Linked DNA regions of Mus musculus: all the other regions are linked to region 2. A link is a loop called in an ENCODE intact Hi-C map of the cell type or tissue named here. Cell type or tissue: left cerebral cortex. All regions are shown on one strand.

The links. Peaks named below come from ENCODE experiments on the same cell type or tissue, not always from the same donor. Only the 100,000 strongest peaks of a DNase experiment are listed, where the experiment ranks them.
Region 1: it touches region 2 in a loop (2.2-fold over the local background); 31 of 42 quality-filtered maps call a loop at or near these places.
Region 3: a loop joins it to region 2, with 2.0 times the contacts of the local background. A loop is called at or near these places in 4 of 42 quality-filtered maps.

Annotation. Positions count from the first base shown.
Region 1 is chr10:44,056,197-44,064,196 of GRCm38, reverse strand. The region is part of intron 2 of Crybg1 (crystallin beta-gamma domain containing 1); the gene reads left to right. Among named protein-coding and RNA genes, the nearest start is that of Crybg1, 89 kb to the left of the region's middle. In left cerebral cortex, no CTCF peak of the experiment used is centred here; a DNase peak (open chromatin) is centred at 3,600.
Region 2 is chr10:43,571,383-43,579,382 of GRCm38, reverse strand. Cd24a (CD24a antigen) reads right to left here and starts at 214. Exons shown (of 2, transcript NM_009846.2): 1 at 61-214. The coding sequence starts at 129. In left cerebral cortex, a CTCF peak has its summit at 4,273 (motif pointing left); DNase peaks (open chromatin) are centred at 124, 899 and 4,258; H3K4me3 peaks cover 1,032 bases.
Region 3 is chr10:43,719,485-43,727,484 of GRCm38, reverse strand. No RefSeq gene overlaps it. Among named protein-coding and RNA genes, the nearest start is that of Gm40634, 20 kb to the left of the region's middle. In left cerebral cortex, no CTCF peak of the experiment used is centred here; a DNase peak (open chromatin) is centred at 3,980; H3K4me3 peaks cover 788 bases.

The sequences.
Region 1 (8,000 bases), 480 kb before region 2:
GTTAAGCAATATGAAAAGACCACGATAAGCTTATTAGAGCATGTTTTATATTTCATTAGGACACGGCAAAAATGGGGAAAATCCATGCAGAATAGTTTAATATAGAAAAAATTAAATAAGAGCTGTATCTTTATTACCACAGAATCAGGGTACTTTCTAACTCAGAACAGCATATTAGCAAATAGTGGAATAGGAAATCAAATTTAAATTAATAAATTTTCTATACTTTATACTCACTTCCACATTGATTTCTCACTTCCTTCTCTCTTTGTGAGTTATTTATTTACAAGATCATTTACAGCCATGGGTGAAGAGCACTGGTAGCCCTGGTCATTGACCTGAGCCAAGGATTCTAGGTATCATTGCATGATGCCTTTTATCATTTAAGAGGAAACTGTTTCTTCTGTAAATACAATTCATTTTAGCCCCTTAATGACTGCTGAAGTCCAGGAAGTGATTTGTGGCAGCATTCGGAGTAAGGCAAAGGAGAGGCTGGAGGCAGCCCAGACATTGAGAGCAATGGCTGCTCTTGTGGAAAGCCTGGGTTTGAATCTCAGCACCCACCTGGTAGCTCACAACGGCCAGTAACTCCAACTCCAGTGGACCCAGTGCCCTCTCCTTGGACACCTCTCCTTGTACAGCAGGAGCATATGCGATACACACTCAAACATATAGGCATTCAGACATAAAAGTAAATTAATTAATTAATTAATTAATTTAAAAAAAGAATTGGGGCAAAAAATAAGTTTCCTGGGGAGGGACAGTGAAGGCTCTGCAGTGTCCCTGTCTGCCATGCAGGGCCATCAGCACTCCAGCTGTCTCTTCACACCCTTGGGCTACAGCCAAGAAGCACTGTGTCCTGAGCTTTACCCCAAAGAGACCTCAAGGCCCCAAGGCAGATGGAAAGGTCAGAGCTTGAAGCCCATGGCTAACAGGACAGGTAGAAAAGAACAGGCAGGAAACAGTTCAGGCCCACACTGTCCCCAAGTGTCCCCTACAATGGGGTCAAGCCAGGTGCCACCTCTGTTCTACACTGCTTGCTGCTCTTCCCCAGGGACGATCAAAGGGCCTCGCACTGGAAGAACCGGCTTTGAGGTACACTGCTGTCCCCTTGGTTCCCTTCACCTCTTTTTTGTTCTTATTCTTGAGCCTCGGCTCCCACAGTCTTCCTTGTTCTTTCATTATCACCAATGTAGTAGCTGTTTTCTTCTCTTATGTACAAGTGATATGCGTCGGTGTGTGCATTAGCAGGTATGGATACATGTGTACGCATGTGAATGCCTGGTAGATATTTTCCTTGATTCACTCTGTTTTATTCAGTAAAACAGGCTATCTCAGTTAAACCCAAAGCTCACTCACTTGGCAAGTCTGCTTAGCCAGCTTGCTCTGAGAGTCTCAGCCTTCCCTGTGCTGCTGGAATTACAGGTGAACAGCAATGCCTATCCAGTATTCACATGGCTCCTGGAGACCCAAACTCCTGTCTGCATGCCTTCTCAGTTACTGCTGACTGACTGTCTCTCCTGCCTACCAATGTGTATTTGGCTTCTTATCTCTTGAGACTATGGCTGAGAGAGCCAATTAGACCTGCATCTCAGAGATGCCAGATCCTCCACCCAGACCACCGATTGGGCTGGAATTAGGTAGCTAGGAGGAAGCTCTCTTCTGCAATGGGTGGAGCCTGAGCACACGAGGAGACCTCTAAAGCCCACCCCCACAGTGACACACTTCCTCCAACAAGGCCACACCTCCTAATAGTGCCATTCCCTGTGGGCCTAGCGTACTCAAACCACCACAGGGTCATTCAACTCCGAAGGGCTTGGCCTGGGCATCTATCTCCCTGCCTCTAACATGGTCTGATAGCATTGCCTTTCCACAGGAACGCTCACCACTTGTGTGCCAGAAGCTATTGCTTTGGTACCTAAAGATGGCTTTCAAAGAGCAGGGTTCCCTGTGCCAGCCACAAGTTGAGAACCACTGATCTAAGGCATAAAAATAATACAACACCAAACAAAACATCTAGGATGAGAATCAAAATGAATAGCATGTAATAATTGTACAAGAGGCAGCAACATAGGACAGACTCACATCTATTTATAAATGCATTGACTATAGATGTGAACATCAAAAGCTAGTGATGCTAGGAGAAGGCACACTCCAGAATTTGGGAGACTGAGGCAGGAGGATTTCAAGTTCCAAACTAGCCTGCTCTACATAGGGAGATGCAAAGTCTCTAACTAATTAGTCAACACTAGTAATAGTTAGCTGTGATGGAGTTGAGTGAGGAATGTATGGGTAGGAGACACAAGCTTTTGAAGGCTTATATGTTTGCATTTCTGTCCTGGAACTGTGTGAAACTATTGTCTACTTAAATACGTTTTGAAGAGAGGAGAAATAATTTAAGCATTATTAGGATTAAACTTAAAACTTAGGGATGCATTTGTGATCACCAGGACCCTCTGGTTTCTTATAAGCTATAAGTCTTGCCTGTACTGTCTGGGATATTCTGCTTGGTCCTAGGTTTCCTTTACAGGTCAGTCTCTTGCCTTTGTTCATCTTCCCATGCCGAAAGCATCACCACTTTTGTGTGCTTGTAGAAGAGCTCTTCCTTGGTGGCCTCTGCCCAGGAAAATTGTTCCCTTTTCTCTCTGTGTGCCAGTTACCTTAAGTGTCCTCTGAACTCGGCCAGCACCTGGGCAGCTATCTCCCAGGCTCTGATGTGGCCTGACAGCATGACCTTTCCGTGAACAGGGAGGCTCAATGCCAGGGGCTGTGGCTTTGCTCCCTATAGATGGCTTTCACACAGCAGGGTTCCCTGTGACACTTGCTTTTCTCCTAAAAGCTAAGTATCTTACCTGGTAAGAAAGAGATATACACACAGAGAGAAGGAGGGAGGGAAGGAAGGAATATTATTTATGTCTTGCTAGCTTTCCATTTGAAGGTGTCAGGATCACCAGGCTGTAGCAGGAAAACTCAGTTAAGGATTTGTTTTCTTTCCTTCCCAAGTACATGTTGTGTCACCCTTTGAAGTAGCCACTGTGAGTGTTGTTTATTTATAGATGTATAAATAAACATATGCATACATGTAAGCCAGTCCATTTCCTGTATTCTGCCAAGCTAGAAGGCTTTGTCTATGAGAGGGTGTGGTTTCTTTTCAACAACCTGGTTAGCATATTTATTACCTTTTCTTCTAAGTTTCATTATTATTTTCTTAGGGCAAAAGAAACATCCAGTTGTAATGTAATATACAAAACAAAGGCTTAAGGCTCTTTCTGCCCTGATGGGTAATGGCCTGCTTTGTATCTCTTACTACGTATGTATATAGGCAGTCCATCCAGGGTGGGCTATTTTCAACAGAAAATGCAGGGACCACATACAATTCTCCATTTTATTTGTTCTTTTCTCTTCCCTCTGCAACTCCCAACAGTGTCACCTGCACTCTAGCCCAGCTGTAACTTGTTACAGAGGTTGAGGATGACCTGGGCGACATGTTTTTTCTTAACTAAGAAATCCTGGTACTCCTCTTTCCAAGTCACTCGAGACCAACTCTGTGATGCTTCAGGTGTAAGAGGATGGCTGGACCATCCCAGCTCTCCGGATCCGTGGGTGCTCAGCGCTCAGCTGTTGCTATTTAAATCCTGCCAGTCTCTTGCTATTGTGTTATTCAAATTTGCAAACTTAGCAATTAAATCATGTTGAAAGTAAGAAATGGTGTTCTCCCTGTAATCCTCCTACCAAAGACACTGAGAAAGAAGGATTGCCCTGAGTTCCAGGACCACCTGGGCTACAGAATAAGAACCTGTCCTATAAGAGAAAAGTAAATCAATTTTAAAAAAGAAAGAAAGAAAGAAAAGAATGAGGCTGAGATTTCTTTCTTTGTTTTCAAGACAGGGTTTCTCTGTGTGGTCCTGGATGTCCCGGAACTCACTCTGTAGACCAGGATAGCCTTGGACTATTTTGCCTGCCTCTGCCTCCTGAGTGAGACAGGATATTTTTTTTTAATGATTTTTTTATTTTTTTTAAATTTTTTTTTTTCAGTGAATTCTCTTTTCCCATTCTTTCTCTGGTTTTGTGACAATCCATGATATTTAGCACTGCAGAAGGTTTTATTGTTGTTGTTGTTATTTTCTTTTCTTGAGATTGGATCTATGTACCCTGGATGTTCATGAACTTGTTATATAGATCTAATTGCTCCTACCCCTGGAATGCTGGGACTAAAGGCATGTGCCACCATGCCCAGCCTTGATAAAAGTTTTTATAAGAAATGTTTTTATCGCCAGGCAGTGGTGGCACACGCCTTTAATCCCAGCACTAGGGAGGCAGAGGCAGGTGGATTTCTGAGTTCAAGGCCAGCCTGGTCTATCTACAGAGTGAGTTCCAGGACAGCCAGGGCTACACAAAGAAACCCTGTCTCGAAAAGAAGAAAGAAAGAAAGAGAGAGAGAGAGAGAGAGAGAGAGAGAGAGAGAGAGAGAGAGAAAGGGAGAAAGGGAGAAAGAAAGAGAGAAAGAAAGAAAGAAAGAGACAGAGAGAGAGAAAGGAAGGAAGAGAGAGAGAAAAAGAGAGAGAAAGAAAGAGAAAAAAGGGAGAAAGAGAGAAAGAGAAAAAGAGAAAGAGAGAAAGAAAGAGAGAAAGAAAGGGAGAAAGAAAGAGAGAGAAAGAGAGAAAGAGAGAAAGAGAGAAAGAGAGAAAGAAAGAAAGAAAGAAAGAAAGAAAGAAAGAAAGAAAGAAAGAAAGAAATTTTTATCTTCTGGGGTATCATTACCCCCTTCTTCTCCTCTTCCTCTTCCTCTTCCTCCTCTCTCTCCTCCCTCTCCCTTCTTCCTCTTTCTACCCTTAGAGGGACCATGAAGTGATAGGAAACAGGCATGGGACTTGGAATTGTTGGCATGGAAATTGAAGAGCTGCACAAAGCACCCTTCATTCCAAATATTCTCCCTCTCAAGCTCATTTCTTGCACATAACACAAAAACTTTCTAAGACTTAAAACTTGGAATCTAGAAACACTTAAGAGGGGTCCTCTGGGATACTGCAACCAGCTTCAGGGAAGATGGGTCCCCTGCCTTTGATGGTGACTGTCCTGACCAGCATACCTGCTTTAAGGGCTCACCAGTGATCCAAGACTACAGGGACAATACAGAGCTCAGTGTGGCGATAATTACTGTTATTGTTCTGGCATCCTGAAATGTCAAGCTGAATTCCTACCAGCAAATGCAACACGGGAGAAAATTAAAGCTGTGGTGACATCACGTCTTATAAAGCGGAGTCACGGCTAATGATGCTCACTTCTTTTCCTGCGGCCACTGGGAGAGGATCCCTCATTTGGAGAGATGCCACCATTGTGCCTGGCCTTCTTCTGAGTGGAAGGTTTCTCCTAATCTCAGGAAAGTGTTTGTTTTGATCAGAAGTCCCTCTTTGGGCTCTCACCCTGGGTCTGTCAGGCACTGGCCTGGCTGCATGTGTGGCTGGGACACTGCTTTCATTCTGCGACACTTACTGTTCCCTCTTGGAGAAAATCTGACGGCTGATCCGCTGAGATGGGGGGTCGGACTTGCTGTGGCTGTGGCTGCGGCTGCGGCAGGTGTAACGGGTGTGCCAACAATCGTAGCAGGAGCGTCGACTCTCGGAACAGGGGCCCTGACTCCCGGAATAGATATGAAAATTCCAGAAACAGGAACTATGACCGGGATCTTGAGGTGAGTCCTCGCTGAAGATCTTCTGTGAACTTGGCCTTTGCTGTGGTTTCTTTGACAGCAACTCTTTACAAGTGTTCCATTGTGAGGGTGTGTGAGGGGGAGCCAGCATTTATTACTTCTGTGAATGGCTAAGCATTTTAGTCTTGTATCTGTCGGTATTCCAGTCACTACAATTAAAACTCACATTCTTGTCTTTCTCCTCTCCTCCCTTTGCCTTGTATTAATATTTTCTTCTAATTGGCTATAGTTTAGCTAGCAAAGTGAATGCCACTAAAGCCGATTACTGCTGCGCAGTGCTCTCCAAGACTTAGCCCTCTCTGCGTGAAAGTTTTCAGATCCTTGTGTTGGAAAAATATATATATATAAATTTATATTTTCTCTAAAGCCATTTTCCTCTGGGCTGAGGTCATTGGCAGGGTACCAACTTCTTATTTGAACTAGACAATAATAGACCACAAAGATGCTTGGGAGGATGGGGATATAGTGCAGTTGGAAGAATGCTTGCCTAAAATGCACAAGGCTCTGGATTCCATCCTAAGCTCCTCATAGACTAGGCATGGTGGCACATGCCTGTCACCTGAACACCAGGATGGAAGCAGGAATTCAAGGTCATCTTTGGTACCTAGTGAGTTCGAGGCCAGCCTGGGATACAGGAGACCCTGTCTCAATAAATAAATGTCAGGATGTTTTGAGAAGTAGCATTTCAGGAAAGTGGATAGTCAAATTCTGATTCTATGGTCTGCAGTACTGGGAACCAAACCCAGGGCCTCGTTCTTTCGAGGCAAGCACTCTACTGTTAAGTTGTATCTGTAGCATCTGTCTTCGGGTTCTAGTCCTCAGCTCCATGTTGCCTTTTGGGTACCACATTTCACCAGGTATAAGATGGAGACACAGCTCTGGCTCTCAACCTCCGTGGTTTCCCCCATCATCCCCACCCCTGTTGGTTGGACATGCTCTGCTCTTGTAGAGGCGGTAACTGCCAGCCTGGACTCAGCTTTGATGCTCATCCACCCTGCGCTCCACCTGTAATCGTGTATATATATATGTATACATTCACTTTGTTCTGTGCCTGGAAACTTTGAAGCTGTTGGATGGAATTCGTAAAACGTGTGTCGTCAGCCTTGTTTTGTAATATGCTCTGGGAGAAAAAGCGTGTCCTATAAACTTTTGATCTGTGCTTTTCTTTTCCCCTGTCAGAGTACTGACCTAACCCATAATTTAAGGAAGTCTATTTTAACATGTGTATATGTTTGTATGCACAGAGATGTTTTGGAAAACATCTAAGTGCTGAGTGGACAGCTTGAGATAGATTAAAACATTTGTTGACCCTGCTCTGACAGAGTCCGTGAGAGCATTCTTTCAGATGTGTCCTGCACGGAGAATGTAGGATCTTAATCGGTGTTTATTTCCACAACTCACGGCTTTACTGCCTTGCGTCTGAGTGCCTCTTTCTGCCCCGTGCCTGATAAGCCTCGGTTTTGAGATTCTTTGTTTTTAAACACCACCTACAGTCATTATGCATTTGATTCGTGGTCTTCTCTAATTATTGGCTAATTAGCAGCACTCTAGACATATTTTTAATGATTTCTAACCAGCAGTTCAGCAGCAAATGCCCAGAAGAACTTGGGAGAAAGTCAACTCTGTGGCTGGGAGACAGGGCCAGTGACACTAAATTAAATGCACAGAGCTTTGGTGATAACTTGGGGTTAGGAGAGAGCTCTGGGACTGTGATAGCTGACGCAGACTGCAGCGCTTCAGGCAAGCTGGTCACCTCAGGACATGGAAACCCACAGACCTATGCCCAGCTCACCGAGTGAAGGGCGGAGCCTGAGAGCACTTTGCTTCCCAAGGTGACCTACTGAGAGCCCTGAGCAGGGGGGGCATAAGTTTGCATAAGGTCAGATAAGGTCAGAGTGAGAGAGTTGGGGGATACTTAGATCACTGGTATTAAACATCCACTTTAAAATGTCTCTCTGTTAATGATGACGCAAATCAAATCATAACCCTCCAGTTTTGTGATAATCTTTGCCTAAAACAGTTTAAAAACTAAGAAAGCACGCTTTCTTCAAGAGTTAACCTCTACACCTGAAGTAGTGGAATATGCCTTTAATATCAGTACTTGGGAGGCAGAGGCAGAAGGATCTCTGTGAGTTCAAGGTCAGCCTGGTTACCACAAGGAGCTCTAGGACAGCCCCTCCCCCGCAAGTTAACCTATGTCCAGGATTAGGGGCACAGACCTGTGTTCCCTGATACCTGATAAGCTGAGGCAGGAGGTTCCCAAGTTCAAGTATTGCCTGGGCTACAGAAT
Region 2 (8,000 bases):
AACACACACACACAAGCCCCAGGACGCGTCTCCAGTGCCCAATCGAGAACAGGGTCTCACCTGCGTGGGTAGGAGCAGTGCCAGAAGCAGCAACCCCAGCCCTAGCCTGGCCACCATCGCTCTGCCCATGTCCGCTCCGTCGGCGCGCGGCGCGACTCTCTAGATGTTCGGTAAGTGGAGATCTGCTAAGCTCGCGCGGGCGCAGGCAAGGTGGGGAGCGCGGCCGGCCGGCGGGACCTTATATACCGGGACAGCCACAATAGCCGTGACGTGCGGCGCCCGCCCACCCGTGCTCTCCTCCTCCCCCGCCGCCTCCCCGCCCCCACCCCCACCCTCCTGTGCGGCTCTCACGGCCCCTCCCCCGCCGCCTGCACCGGCCCGGGGTGACTTGGGATGTCCCGGGGCGGCCAGCGCGGCAGGTGGGCGGGCGCCCCGGGCTCTGGCACAGCTAGGGTTTCCCCGGGCAGGCTGCATGCACAGGCGCAGGCGACTCCCACACGGGACCTGGGGCGAGCACACGAACCACACACGCCGGCCGGCCCAAGTTTCCTTTGTTTCCCCGGCCCTGCCATCTTACCCCCCAACACGAAAAGTCGAAGCCGCGGGCGCCGCGCAGACTGCGCGGAGCTCAGGGCTGGTTTTTGTCAAGTGCCGGCTGCAAGGGGGAACGGGACAGGCTTGGCAGGTCCCCGGGCCGTGGTGCGCGGGGTTGGCGAGGAGGAGACCGGGCGTCGCCACGCACTGTCCCTTGGCGGCTGCACGGCAGGGATCGCCAGGATCCCGGGCCCCAGCCGTGAGTATGCTCGGCTGGGCGGCCGCCCCTGGCTGCTTGCTTTGTGTTTTGAGTTCCTCTAGTGCTGCATCAAGCATCGCGCACCCGGCCATACCCGGGAGCATCCAACCGGACCTAGGCAACAGCCAGCTGCGCTCGGCCACGGGGCGGGACATTGCGAGGGACTGGGTTTCGGTCCCAGTATTCTCCACGTTTCTGGGGACGTGCTTGTTCTGCCTCTGTGGCACAGTACTTGCTCAGCGTTCGAACGCTTTCTTATTCAAGCCATTTCCACCCATAGTTGCCTTTAAGTAATTTGACAAACCGATTCAGAAAGATTAGTCATCCGTCTGTACATTTTAGTGGAATCTTTCTTTCGACCTTCTTTTGTGAAAACTTCAAAGCAAACTTTAAAACAACTTAGTGGTAGAATATTTTCTAATCTTTAATCACAGGGTTTAGGACCTTCCTATTTAAAGTTTAGCCCACGTGTTTTACAGACCTTAAAGCAAAACAAAGCAAACCTAGCAACGGTGGAAATTTGTTTAAATTTCAATTTTTGCAGAACAGCCTCGTAAAAACAAAGTTTTATGGCAGCAAGCTGACAATGGACTCCACAGTCGTTGGTTTGTGGCTGCCTGAGCCTTACCAAGTCAGCCACAACCGCTCAGTAACTTTCCACGTGTGAGGTGTGCTTGGGCGCACAGGAATTTTTGTATAGCGCCAGTGAACTTTCTGTTTAACAGTTAGCACACTGTATAGAAAGGTCGTTCTGTGCCCAGCAACGGCGGCGCTCCTCTCCCAGGGTGGCGCAAGGACTGACTCAATAGCGCCTAACCCCAAGGGCGCCGTCTTCAGAGTTTCTTCAGGACAACAGGCTATGGGGCTACTCCTGGAGTTATTCCTGGCTTCCATTTGGTTTGGGGGTTTTGTTTTGTTTTGTGCCCTAGGCTTGTTTTTTCTGCCCCTCAGTTCTCCATTCTTGCCCCTCCTTCCTCCAACTTGATCTCTCTCCCCTCCCTCTCGGTATTAGTTTAAGGAAATGTGTTGGTGCCGTAGTTAACAACACAGCCTCTGGAGCCAGGTATCGGCCCAAATGCTATGAGACATTCTTTTTTTTTTTTTTTTTTTTTTTTTTTCTTTTTTACTTTGGACAAAAAGCTGGGGCTGCTTCTTCTGTAAAACGCAGGTGATGGTGACACTGTAACCGATGTGTTATTAAGCAATTAATGTACACCAGCTGTGATAGTGCATGCCTGGAAACCAAGCTCTAAGAAGGCACAGGCGGGAAGATCACTCACTGCAAGTTCCAGGCCAGCCTGGTCTACATGAGCAAGTTCCAGGCTATCCAAGGTTACGAAGCAAGGCCCTATCTCAAAAGCAAACACAAAAGACTGCTGTGTCTGTTGCGCGCTCCAGTGCCTAGCTCTTAGCTCTCTCCCTTGGCATTTGCTCCTTGGCTGGAGGGAACAGGAAACAGAAAGCAGTTACCTTCCCCGTTTACCTCTCTGTGTGATTTGAAAGAAACAGCGAGCTGAGCCGCAGGCTCGCTCCTATGTGGTGTTTTGTTCCGTTCTCCACCTGTGCAGAATCTCCCGGGGAACGGACCGATTCTGTGTTTGCAGGATGTTGGCCATTCTGTGCCCAGAAGGGGGTGTCCTGACCTATGACCCCTGAAGCCTCAAGTGTAAGAGCCCCGCTCTGAGCTGGCTGCTGGTGAGCTGTCCTGCTCCTCCAGCTTTCCACGGTTCGCTTTTCTCTTAGGCAACAAGAGCTCAAGCTGCCACTAGAAGGAATCTTAACGTTAACCCCAGTTCTTCTTTAGAACATGACCAATTTACACTTTCTGGAGAAGCTGTAGCATGGAGTGGTTTTGAAACTGATTGTTCATGTATTAATATGTGTGTGAACGGTGGTAACTAGTAAGGTCAGTTTTCTCTGGTTTTCATGGAATTGCCTATGACGTGCTTTCTGGTTGCTGTTTGACAATCGCTGTGTATCTTGGGCTGGCCTTGAACTCGGATTCCTCCTGCCTCAGCCTCCAGAACGCTGGGGAAATCACCGCATTCTGGACATTTTGGATGTTGGTCCTGTCCTGGGTAAGACTGTAATGGCAGGGCATACAGTTCCTCTGTGCTCAACGGAGAGGAAGGCTGGCCACCAGACAGGTGCAGCACTCAAGAGACTCTGGGTCCAGCCTGTTCTGCCCGTTCCTAGGATCCTGTCTGACTTCTCGTGAGCATCCCCACCTCCCAACGCCTAGAGTACAACGCCTGTCTGGTGGACCCACATGCAAAGGATAAGGCCCTAACTGAACTAATTCCAACATTTAGCAGAGTGCTGGCTCACAGGACACAGCAAGCTGCCTCTGCTGTTGCCGTGGGCATTATGTTATGCTGTGGCTCTTTAAATCATACTCCTTTTCCCCCAGCAGCATCTTTGCATATCTTTGTGTTTCTTTTTTCCTTTCCTCTCCTTGCCCATTTACTTATTTACTTACTTGCTTTCTTACTTTTATCATTGGGGGAGGAGGAGGGGGGTCTACATGTGCCACAGCACACATGTGACAGTCAGAGGACTGTGTTGTCTTGCTACCAAGTGGATTGCAGAATTCAGACTCAAGTCATCGGGCTGTCTTCCTGTTAAGCCATCTGTGTGGCTGTGTGGCCCGAAATGCCCGCCCTCACATGGTGTTTTGTGTGTGGGTCTGTGAGGTTGACAGCGCATCCGTATTGTTTTTTATTCTGAAATAAAACAGAGATGTTAAGAAATCTGGCCCCAGCCGCAGAACCAGTTATGATACCACCTCTGAAGTTACAAAGCTTCCTGACCCAGGTTTCCAGTCCTTTCTGCTTTGCTGAAAAAAAACAAAACAAAAACAAAACAAAACAAAAAAACAGGAGTCAGGGCGGAGGATGTAGCTCAGTACTACAACTGGCCTAGCGTGTACAAGGCCCTGGGTTCAATCCCCAGTACGTGGGAGTGAGGGCAGGAATGCAGAGACTATGTCCACCCCATGTCCTCTCCTCCTGGCACTCAGTATTGGATAAATGGACTAACATTAAAGTATATGGTTAACCTGCATTTTGATTTTTAAAAGATAAGTCTTATTTTTAGGAAAATAGAAGATTAAATACAGAGCTAAATTATTTGACATTTTTAGCAAAATGGATGTGAAGTGAGATATTAATACAATAAAGTATACTTTCTGGGCTTTGCTGTGTAAACAGTGCCTGAAATAATCACATTTAATTAAAATCCCCTTCTACTTAATGATGCTGGTTTTACAATACTTCTTTCTTTCCTGTTTCTATGCTGCCCTGCACTTAGCTGGCATTCAGTTCTTCAGTTTGTCTTGGTCTTTTAGGCAAGCTTTGTTCCTCTCTTTCACCAGCCCCAAGCCTGGAGGCGGGGAAGTGACAAAGTGGGTTAGTATTCTTGCTAATGTGGTCCAAAGTCCCTGCTGAAGGCGTCTCCTGGACACTCTATGGGGATGTGCTGCCCTCTGCTGGCCACATGGATTATTAACGCTCATTGTCAAAATAATAAGTAGATTTAGACAGAGATGATATATTTTTCATCTAACAAAAAGCCCTGAATTTTGTTTTTAAAAAAAAATCCTGAATTTTTGATCCTCTGGAAGCTAATAAGCCACAGTGAGTTTCTTTTAGAGTTATGGGGTTTTTTCTCCTATAGCTTTTTTTTTTTTTCAATTTCTCCCAGATGGTCAGCTTCACCCAACAAGAAAACAGCTGTAAATAGAAACAGTCCAGACTATGTTTAGATGCAAACTGAGTAAGGTGGCCCATGCTGAAGTGTCCCTGTGTGGAAGTTGCTACTGTTTAAGGGAATTAAATAAAAAGAAGGCACCCTCTTAATGCCTTTGGTCAAACTGTGAGTTCAGAGTTTTAGGAAGTGTTGTCCTGCAGGGATATGAGAAAACGCTTTTAGATCTGTAGGAAAGGATGCATCTATTGGTGTTAATACAGCATGTCTCCCTCTGCCAATTCTAATGCTAAATTTAGTCCAAAGATATATTTGTACAGCCTGGTGGGGGCACACCCTTTAATCCCAGCACTTGGGAGGCAGAGGCGGGTGGATCTGAGTTGGAGGCCAGCCTGGTCAGCAGAATGAGTTCCAGGACAGCCAGGGCTACACAGAGAAACTCTGTCTCAAAACATCAACTATAATAAAACTGACTTGTACAGAGTAATGTGCAATAATTAGTTGCTGTTTGGTAACAGGCTGAAAAACACTTAACTATCCAAAAACCGAGACCTAGTTAGAGAAATTAACATATCTATACTATTAAATAATATAAAGTCACTAAAGAGTGCAAAAGGACATTATATTCTTTATATATTATATGTATTATGTGTATATATGCTATATGTGTATGTATATGTATGTGTGTTACGTGAAGATATCACTATGGTAAATTCTTAACCTATTTTATTTTTACATGCATTTATTTATTTGTTGGGCAAGGGGACATGCGGATGCAGAGAAGAGCTTACAGGAGTCAGGTCTTTTTCCAGGGGGATCAAACTCATGGCCATCGGGCCTGCAGCAAGCACCCCAGTGATGGACTCTAGACGACCCTGTTTACCCATGGAGTTCAGCTTGTTTGGCCAGTTACTCCTGGACATGGGGTCTGCCCTGGAGTGCATATTTTATTATTTTATGTGAATGGGTGTTATCTGCATGCATGTCTATGCATGACACAGGTGCAGTGCCCAAGGAAGCCAGCGGATACCAAACCCCACAGAGCTGGAGATGGCTGTGAGCCTGGGTCCTCTGGAAGAGCAGCCAGTGCTCGTAACTGCTAAGCCACCTCTGCACCCACAACATTTTCTTTTCCTTTTTCTTCTTCTTTTTCTTTTTCTGTTTTAAACAGGGTCTCGTGTACTCTGGCTTTGACATAGCTAAAGAGACCTTAAACTTTGATTGTTTGTTTTGTTTTTTGAGTGAGATTTTTCTCTATGTATCCCGACTTTCCTGGAACTCAGTACGTAGTCCAGTCTGGCCTTGAACTCACAGAAATACTCCTTCCTCTGCCTCTCAAGTGTTAGAAATAAAGGCATTCACCACCATTTTCAGCTCATGATAAATTAGTAAGTTAAAAAAAGTAAGATCAGCACACGCCTTTAATCCCAGCACTCGGGAGGCAGAGGCAGGCGGATTTCTGAGTATGCAGATAGAGTACTCATAAGGTAAATAAAAAAATAAATCTTGTTTTTTTAAAAAGTAAGATCTGGAGTTGAAGAGATGATTCAGTGGTTCAGATTGCCGGCTGCTCTTCCAGAGGACCCAGGTTCAATTTGCAGCACCTACTTGGTAGCTTACAAGCTTCTGTTACTCCAGGTCTTGGGCCTCTGACACCTTCTCACCATCTCCATGGGCACTAAGCATACATAGACAAAGTATATACAGACAAAACACCCATACATATCAAAAAAAAAAGTTTTTAAACCTTGGAAGTACCAGAGTGTTATTCCAGGCCTCAGAAGACTGAGGCAGAAGGAATACCATGACCTCAGTGCCAGAATGGGCTACAGACAGAATGCAGGAGTTCATTAGCCAGACAACCATTCTGAAATGGCATGGTTCAGAGCCAGTCTATGGATCACGGGAATAAATAATAAGATAAAGAGTAATAGAGGGGGCTGGTGAGATGGCTCAGTGGGTAAGAGCACCTGACTGCTCTTCCAAAGGTCCAGAGTTCAAATCCCAGCAACCACATGGTGGCTCACAACCATCCATAACAAGATCTGACTCCCTCTTCTGGTGTGTCTGAAGACAGCTACAGTGAACTTACATATAATAAATAAATCTTTAAAAAAAAAAAAAAAAAAAAAGAGTAATAGAGGAAGAAGATACCTAACCTATAGCCTCTCCAAAACTGGTATAAACAGATAGACATACAAACTCAAAAGAAGGAAAATTTATGTTGTGGGTTTCCCTGGTGCTGTTTGTGTTCTGATGTTAATTCTGCTTCTGCAAAAGGGGCTACCCCAACAAGGAATGGATCATGTACTCACGTGATTTCATGTAAACCTTCTCCCCATTTTAACTGGTCAAATGAAGGCTAGAGCCTGTGATTGGGCAATGGAAGGGAAAGGTGGGGTTGAAGGTTCTAGAGAGTCGGGAAAGAGTAGAAAATGAGAGAGGAAGAAGACAGAGAAGAAAAGAGGTTTAAAAAAAAAGAAAGCCAGGTGTGGTGGCGCACGCCTTTAATCCCAGCACTTGGGAGGCAGAGGCAGGCAGATTTCTGAGTTCGAGGCCAGCCTGGGGGTCTACAAAGTGAGTTCCAGGACAGCCAGGGCTACACAGAGAAACCCTGTCTCGGAAAAAAAAAAAAAAAAAAAAGACCACGTGGCCTAGAGAACCCACAAACAACAAGAGATCTCACAGCTGGGGAATAGATTAGTGTAGTGGTAAATCTGCCCAATCCAGGCATATAGCTTATAAACATTAAAACTAAGTTGTGTGGTTTTGCATGGGCATATTGGGGTTAGAGATTTACTATAACAAATTGGTGCCCAATGTGGGGCTTAGAACCCAACTAACCTTAGATAAAAGTCCACTGCACTCACCCCAACCCCTGAATAAATGACTGGGACAACGATCTCTGGCTACAACAATATACAGATTAAAAGCTGAGTGGGTCTGAGGGGTCTACAGAGAGCTACAGAGAGGCTCCCTCTCCAACCCCCAGACAGACAGCTACAGCCAGGGACATCACCCCAGCCTGGAGCTGGAACTTGAGAAGTGCCAGTGTGGGGTTCCCTGAGCCTAGGGAGGGATGGGACCCTGGAGCACAACTTTGTGTCAGAGTGAGATGATTGAGGCATCTATGCCCCAGGGAGACTTTGCATGCTCATTCCCCATATCCCCCAGTCTACACCAGGACATGGGCCAGCCAGACCCACTCTCCAGACTGTTTGTGCTGCAGGCTGCCTGAGATTAGTGCACATGATGCCAGTTGCAACTCAAACAAAAGACAGAGAGCAGGCTCAGAAGTACAGAAGCCAAGGATCTTTCTACGGTCAGCCCCTCCCTGTGAAAAAAAAAAAAAAAAGAAGGAGAGAACTACAGTGTCCTAACTCAAACAGCAAAGGGAGACAAAGGTACAAAAGACTCCAGGTCAGATAATAAAAATTATAAGTTGATAATAAAGATATAAAGATATATATATATATATATATATATATATATATACACACGC
Region 3 (8,000 bases), 150 kb before region 2:
GTCCAGGTTGGCCAGAAATTCACCATGTAGTCTAGGTTGGACAGAAACTGGCCATCTAGTCCAGGCTGATGGCTTGGTTCTCCCTATAATTGGTTTTATCAATGTGTGCTGCTATGTCCAGCTACAGACACCACGTTTAATGTCACCCTAAACTGCTGATGAGCTGCCTCACACACAGATTGCTACCTGGAAGATCTCAACTTGTTACAAGAAACTATCCAGTAGTAGTAGAGAAAGCCCCAGGGTGCAGAGAGTCTCAAGAGTGGCTCCATGGACTGGCCCGTGTACACTTAGTGACAAAATAAATGATAATATAACTCACAGTTACTGACGGAGGTTTTCTTTCTCAATTACAGAAATAAGGAATCCCTGACCAATGCCCCCACCATCACAGACCCATTTTAGAGCTAGGTAGATACACTGACTTAAGGTCTTCCACTCATACTAGATCTAGAATAGTTTTGCTAGCATCTATGATCTTTTTTGTTTGTTTGTTTGTTTTTTCTGGATAGCTCAAATTAGTTTAGCACAAAAGATTAAAGTGAAGCCTTTATTTTCCATAATTATGGGAAGAGTCTTCTCTAGCATGTTTCCCCATGTTTCTTTGCAACAACATATTTCAGGGGCTTAATACTTACTGGACGAATAGTTGAAGCTAAAGTCTTGCTTAAGGACTCATCGTTGAACTGTTCTGTCTGCCTGTGGGGTTCGACTTCCAGTTCCCCAGTCCTGTTTGTTGTGTCCTCAAGTGGTGGTGACTGAACAAACCCCCAAGCTATATCTCTAATGCCATTTACTTTTTATTTGCGGGCTTATTTACTTATTGTTTTATCAATAAAAATTATTTTTATGTATTACTAAATCACCTAGGCTGGCCTTGGCTTCACACCATAGCCCGGGCATTCCTTGATCATGTAGTCTTCCAGGTTCAGTTTCCCGAGTAGCTGGTATCCCAGGCATGCACCATCAGCTGCATAATTGAGAATGGATGGCCTTTCTGGAAATGTTTCTTTAATGTGGGTTAATGAGAAGAAAAAAAAAAAAAAAAAAGGAAAGTTGGGTGTGTCTGTCTTCTTATTGCAATCAATAGAAAACCTACCATGATTTTTAGCTAAAAACAGAATTTATAGAAGGACCTAGGTAAAGATTTGTGATAGGGCTGGCTCCATGGAATAATTGGGCTCAGATAGTATTATCAGAACACATATGTATGCATATACACATATATCTATATAGGTATATGCATAGGTGTACATATAGGTATAAGTATATATATGTATATAGTATGTGTGTGAGTCTGTTTGTATGTGTGTGTATGTGTATATGTATGTACATGTTTACAGATAGATGGGTTTTATTGTGATATTTTCATACATGCACAAGTTTATTTTATTCATGTTGGAGAGAGTGTCTCATTGCACAGTACCAACTGGCCTGGAACTCACTATATAACCCAGGCTGGTCTTGACCTCACAGGGTCTTCTGCCTCTCCCCTCTAGAGTGCAGGGATCAAAGGTGTGTACAGCTGTCCCTAGCTGGTGCAGAGATTGTGCTGTTTTCATTTCAACTTTCAGCTCTGGCTACTACACTGTTAGAATTAGTGTTGGCTTCCTATGGCCCTTAATGGACAAGAGATGCTTACATCCTCCCAGATACCCAAAACAGAAATGAGGGAGAAAAAAACATCACCATCTCTCATAGGCACTTGTCTAGACCAATCATATGGCCATGAAATGGGATGAAATGATTGGCCCAGGCAGCGCCCAGATGCTCCACCCACATTCAAAGGAGTTCAGTTACATCTGCCCCTCTGGAACTGTGGGTGAAGGGGCATTCTCTGATGACAATCTTGGTTCTTAGTTACTAGAAGGGCTGAAGTCCGTTAATGCAGAAAGGGCAACAGCTCACAAAAAGGGATACTGGAGGAGAATGGAGCTGAGGTACCAGGAGGGAGTAAAATGTGCACACATCAGAGCTCCAGAGCCTACAAAAGGAGTGCTGACTTTGCCCAATCAGTCCCTGGGCTCGGGCTGCAGGAAGCAGGTGCCAGGCTGGATCAGTGCTTTATGGATAGCGTGCTTGGGGGGGGGGGGGGCCTGCTAGGAGTAAATCCATGAAATGTAGATGCCACAGCGGTATCTTTCAAAGGTATCAGGTGCAGAATGGTTTTTAATGTGGAATCCAGGCCTCCAATTAGAGGCTTGTTCTACTTGCTCAATTTGGTTTGGATTAAATGCCCACTGACCCCTTGTCCCTATAGCATTTCATTGCTGGGATGGATATGTGGGAACCCTTCCCCCACTAGTGGCATACAATCTCTATACCATTAGAAGTCTGCATTCATTCTTTCTCAGATGAACTATGCACCCTCCTGATCCTTCCATTAGCGAGGAAGCGATCCAAAGAAAAAAGAGAAGCCAATGGCAAAGGTAGCAACAGGCTGAATGAATGTTCATGTGGCCAAAGTCTCCATGGTTCCTAACCAACACATTTGAGGTGGGCAAGAATACTACCTCTCTCTCCCCAGCCAACAAATGAGAGAAAACAGGACACAGAGACTTCTGTAAGGTGTCCTGGGAGACTCCCTATCCACTCAGTCCTATTGGTTGTGCCTAAACACTTTCAACTAAAACAGATTAGTAGACCAGAAAAAACTTGCCTTCATCATAAAGAGGAATGTCCATTGCTGGATGTGGTGTGCATACCTGTAATCCCAGAAATTAGGAGACTGGAACAGGAGAATTGCCGTGTTTGAGTTACAAGGCTGGGTTGGGTTACATGATGAGTTCTGGGGCAGCCAGAACAGCCCCAGAGCAAGACCCTGTATTAGGAAAAAAAACAAAAAACAAAACAAAACAGAGAGCTGGCCAGCAGTGCATGGACTCAGGCGTCAAAGACAAGCAGGTCTCTGAGTTCAAGGCCAGCCCAGTCTACAGAGTGAGTTCCAGGACAGCCAGGGCTACATAGGGAAACCCCATCCTCATACAAAACAAAACAAAAAGAAAAGAAAGAAAGAAAAAAATGAAGAAAAATGAATTAATTAAAACCATCTCTCTCCATCAATGCCTTTCAGGTATAATATACATATACTTGTGCACAAGCACCCAGAGTTGAAGGGTCACAGGTGTCTCTCAATTGGCCCTGGATTCAGTCCCCAGCACCCAAAACAAAAGAGTTCATACCAGTGTTTAACGACTCCTTCAAAGGATTTGATGGAGAATAATTAACTGGGAAATTGTTGCTCAAGGGATGGTAGTCTTGTTCTCTCAAAATAAGTACATAATAAAAGGAAAAATACTTTTTTTTTCCAATCCCGGGTACAGTGTGGGACCTGGAGAATGCTAAGCAAGCCCTCTAGTACTGAACTTCACTACTGGCCTGGAAAATACACTTTTTAAAATGGAGTGTGGGGGAAGGGCCATGTGGGAGGAGGTGTAGGGAGAGCTGCGATTGGGATTTAAAATTAGTTAATTAATTAATTAATTAATTAATGGGGAAAATGTGTTTAAGTGCAGCATACAGATGTCTCCAGGATGGTTAAAGAATTCCTATCAGCTCCCTTTATGCCTGATGAATAAACCTCCAGTCCTTTAAGGCTATTCATTGATTCCTGGGTGGTTTATTTTTCGTTTTTTACGGGGCTTGACCCAGCTCACTTCCCTCCCTATTCCTGAAGCTGCGGTCTTTTGAGAAAACCCCGACTCCAGGAACCAAAACTCTTGGCTTTCTCTTCTGCCCACCGCCCGCAGGACACCTGCTGCCGACCTTTCTTAGTTCTGTCTCCCAGGACGGTTACGAGCTGAGTGCTGGGATCGTTGGTGTGCCGGGAAATGGCCTCACACCGTTCCTGTGACCCACTGTCTGGAAGCCGTGGGCTTGCTCATTATCCACGCTCTCCTGGAGGTCCAGTTACCAGCATTGTCCACTGCCAGGGCCACAGCGGAAACTGGTCTAACCAGTTTTCTCCTCTCCCTGGACTATTCCAAGGCAGACACACTCAAGCCTGGCAAAAATACTGAGAGTTTCTGTTCCCAGGACGGAGACCCGCCACAACAAGCCTGGCTGTTGTTAAACTCTGGTCTGGTTTCCTCCCCCAACCCCGTCTTCTCTCCCCAACACCTCCTGGGTTTGCCACGAGGCTATGCACCATCGAGTTTGAATGCCGCGTTGAGTTGTTGATTAAAACAGCATGCCGTTTTCTGAAGGTCAAACAACATATGACAATAAGTGGATATAAAATATCGGCGAAACAAATGTGTGGCTTCTGCACTGGATGCAGAGGCAAAACTGGCTGCCCTTTAAAAGCCTCCACGTTCTCGAGAAGTCCTGGAGTATTAAAATTGATGATGGTGATTAGGTTGCTTTTCAGAGCAGCAAAAATGTGTATAACCGAATCCTCATGGGCTTAGCCATTTTCAGCCCGGGCATATTAACTTGTCTGGCTGTGAAGCTGCTATTGTATACACAAGTATTTAACCGTGAGTGCAGCGGGTCCCAAATTAAAACCATATTTTGTTAGCACCACATGTTCCAGCTCTGACAGTATTTATCAAAGGGGAAGCTGCTGGATTTATTGAAGGAAATGAACTTGCCTGGGGTCTGCCAGACTCAACCCTTACAGCGAGGCTGAGCGTGAGGCTATTGGCTCCAGGCCACTCACTGGCTTCGGCAGGGTGGGCTATGGACACCCCACCCCCTGTCTCCCCACAGCTAGGCGTCGGGGGAGGTTGACAGCTCCAGGCCATTCTTTCTTCAAAGATCTGTTTGTATTCTCTTCTTTGTGAAGTCTTTGCTTCCTCTACCCAAGCTTCTTGCTTCTTTCTTCTTCCTCTGAAAGCTGCAACCTCAGTCTGGGGACTTTGTAGAGAAGATGAGATTCTAAAGCCTGCCCCACACCTCCTGATCTACATTTCAGCAAATCCCCGGGGGGGGGGGGGGGGGTCCTGTGCTGGCGGAAATTTGCTCTGCACCACCCCCACCCCCCACCTTCCACCCCTTACCCACCTCCTACCCCACCCCTACCTCCCCCTCACCCCACCCTCACTTATCTCTTTCACCTGTACTTCTCATTAGGAGCCTTGTTACCCACTCCACGTGTGTATGGATTTTGCTGGCTGTCACAATGCTGGGATGGAGCCCTGCTGGTTCAGTGACAGCAATGACACTGGACAGCTTGCAGAAGAAAGCAGTGCATATGTCACACAACTGGAAATGTGGCTGAACTCTCAGGCAGGTGAAAAGCCTATGCTTAATCCTGAGCCTGGAACCTAATTTCTCTTCATATACAGAAACAAAGCCTTGTTTGTACAATTTTAATATACACGAAGCCTTCTAGAAATGCAGCCTCATGAAAATTCAGGAAAACCAGCCCTTTGTTAGGGTCAGAACTTAGTTTTGTTAGCTCAAAGTGGAGTTTGCAGGTCAATGTTACATCTGTATTGGTCTGTATCTGTAAGATGCCCCAATAAAAGTGAATTTCCCCCCTCTGGTGGTGGTAGGGATTGACCTTAGCACTTTAAATATACTAAACACTGACCCACGATCCCAGCCCCCCAGTAACAGTGACTTTCATGGTATTTTTTTATGAGTCCTCATTGCAAATGTTAAAGAGCATCTATCTATACAGTAAAACTTCTGTTCGTTTAAATAGCAAATTATGTTTATATTTTCTTTGCATTTGAGCTTAGGAATTTATTATATCAGTTTCAAGTTAATTATTCATGATTCAAGAAACCCAAGGGACATTCCAACTGTTCCCGAAAGAGGTGTCTTAGTTTCTTGTTCCCTGTTGCTGTGATAAGACACCTAGACAAAAGCAAAGCAAGCAAGGAAGGGTTTATTGCAGCTCGATGTTCAAGGGTCTAGTCTGTTGTAGCAGGGTGGTTGAAGGGATAAGAGCCAGCTGCAGCTTGTCACATCACATCCAGAGTCAGAAAGGGAGTTAGGAGAACTCCAGACAGTATAAAATGCATGTGATCAGCCAGGAAGTGGTGCCACCCACCTTTAGGATACATAGGTCTTCCCACCTCAGTAAGTTCCCTCACAGGTGTATCTGGGTGAGTCTAGAGCCTATCAAGATGAGAGCTCACAGTATCCATCACAGACACTGGTCTAATGGTACTCGCTCGGCTTCTGGACGCTACTTACTTAACATGGCCCTTATGACGAACTGTCTTGTTATGCTGACTGTGTTTCTAGGAGACCATGCCTCTGTCCTCTTCTGCACAAGATTACAAATGTCCTGTTGGTGGTCTGTGTGTCATAAGCCTGGTGTCTGTCCTACTTAGTTCTGGATCATCCTGTTGTTACGATGGAAACTGTGGCCAGAATGAACTTGGGGAGAACAGGTTCGTGTGCTCTATGCATCCTGGTCAGTCTCCCCTTGAGAAAAGTCAAAGCAGGTGCTGAAGGAGAGGCTGTGGAACAATGCTGCTTCCTGGCTTTCTCCCTGTGGCTCATTCGGCTTGCTTTTTATAGAACCCAGGGCCATCTGTCCAGGGAGCCACACTGCTCTAGTGGGGTAGACCCTCTCCCCTTAATCGTTAATCATGAAAATACTCCACAGACTTTCTACAGGCCAATCTTAACGGAAACAGTTTTTCAGTTTCAAGTCCCTCTTCTTAAATGACTAACAACCAGCTCGGAATTCTGCCTGCACTTTAGCTCAGTGTCATGCATGGTGCCTTGTCAGTTAAGGCTGCTCACAGCCCTAAAAGCTGGGACTAAGGGGGCAACATAAAGGAAGGTGCCATAAAATTTAGTGTCTCTCAAAGACTTTCTTCCAGCTTTCAGATGTGTAGCCCTGGCTGCCCTAGAACTTACTCTGTATACCAGGATGGCCTCAAAATCAGAGATCCTCCTGTCTCTGCCTCCCGAATAGTGCTGGGATTAAAGGCGTGTGCCACCACAACTCAGCCCGATGTCTGCTTTTAAAAACCAGAAGTATGAGCCAGTCCTGGTGGTATATGCCTGTAACTACCTTGGAGGCTGAGGCAGAAGGATCACAAATCCAGGATAAATGTGGAGGGCAGAGTGAGTTTAAGGCTAGATTGGGTAACTCGGTGAGGCCTTAAAAGGAAAGGTGAAGAGATCTGAGGACACACTAAGTGATAAAGAGCCTGAAAGGAGAGAGGCCCTTGACTCAGTGTCCAAAGCTAGTATCAAAGCTAGCACAGCTGTGAGAGGGGTTTCTTCCTAAATCACGTGTCTATGTTGTTGTGTTGTTGTTTAGACAGACTAAAACAATGTGAATTTCTTCGAACAAATCTTGTAAGTATAGTTTACTTAATCACAGTTAATAAATAACAGTGTGACTGTTTTTATGTATGGAACCTTGGTGTTACCCTGGCCACAGTTTGGATAGGCCATTTTATCACTTCCAGTAGAAAGAGATGAACTCTTTTGATGGTTCCCAAACTTGGGTGTTTGGGGGGGGTGTCTTTCTTTCTTTCTTTCTTTCTTTCTTTCTTTCTTTCTTTCTTTCTTTCTATACAATTCAATGGACTTACCTACTCCAAACATGTTCAAAGATTCTGAGGCTGGGAACCAGCCAGGTACCATAGAGCTTAGAGTACAGTGGGCATTCTTATAGATCATCAAGTTTGTCTTGTAGACCTCAGGATGCCGGAGGCTTACAGATCACCTGGGGCCACTAGAATATGAAGATTTGATTTCCAGGGTGAAAGTAGTATCTGGGAGTCAGCATATTCTAACAAACTCAAATGATGCCAACAATGTTGGCCTAGGAACCATGGTCTCCACAGCAGGGAATGGAGATTTGTAAGGTCTCATTCGCCTAAATATTCCTGAATAACAACTGCTACCAAGTTATAAGATTAAGATGACCTGTTTCAAAAAAAAAAAAAAAAAAGGCCTGGCTCTGTCTGTGTAGGGTAACCTTGCTGAGTTAAGTCAACATGCTAAAGTATAGCATCTTAGTTATAAATTTTAGGCAATTAAAAAAATAATCTATATTTTAATTCTAGGTAACCAGAGTCCTA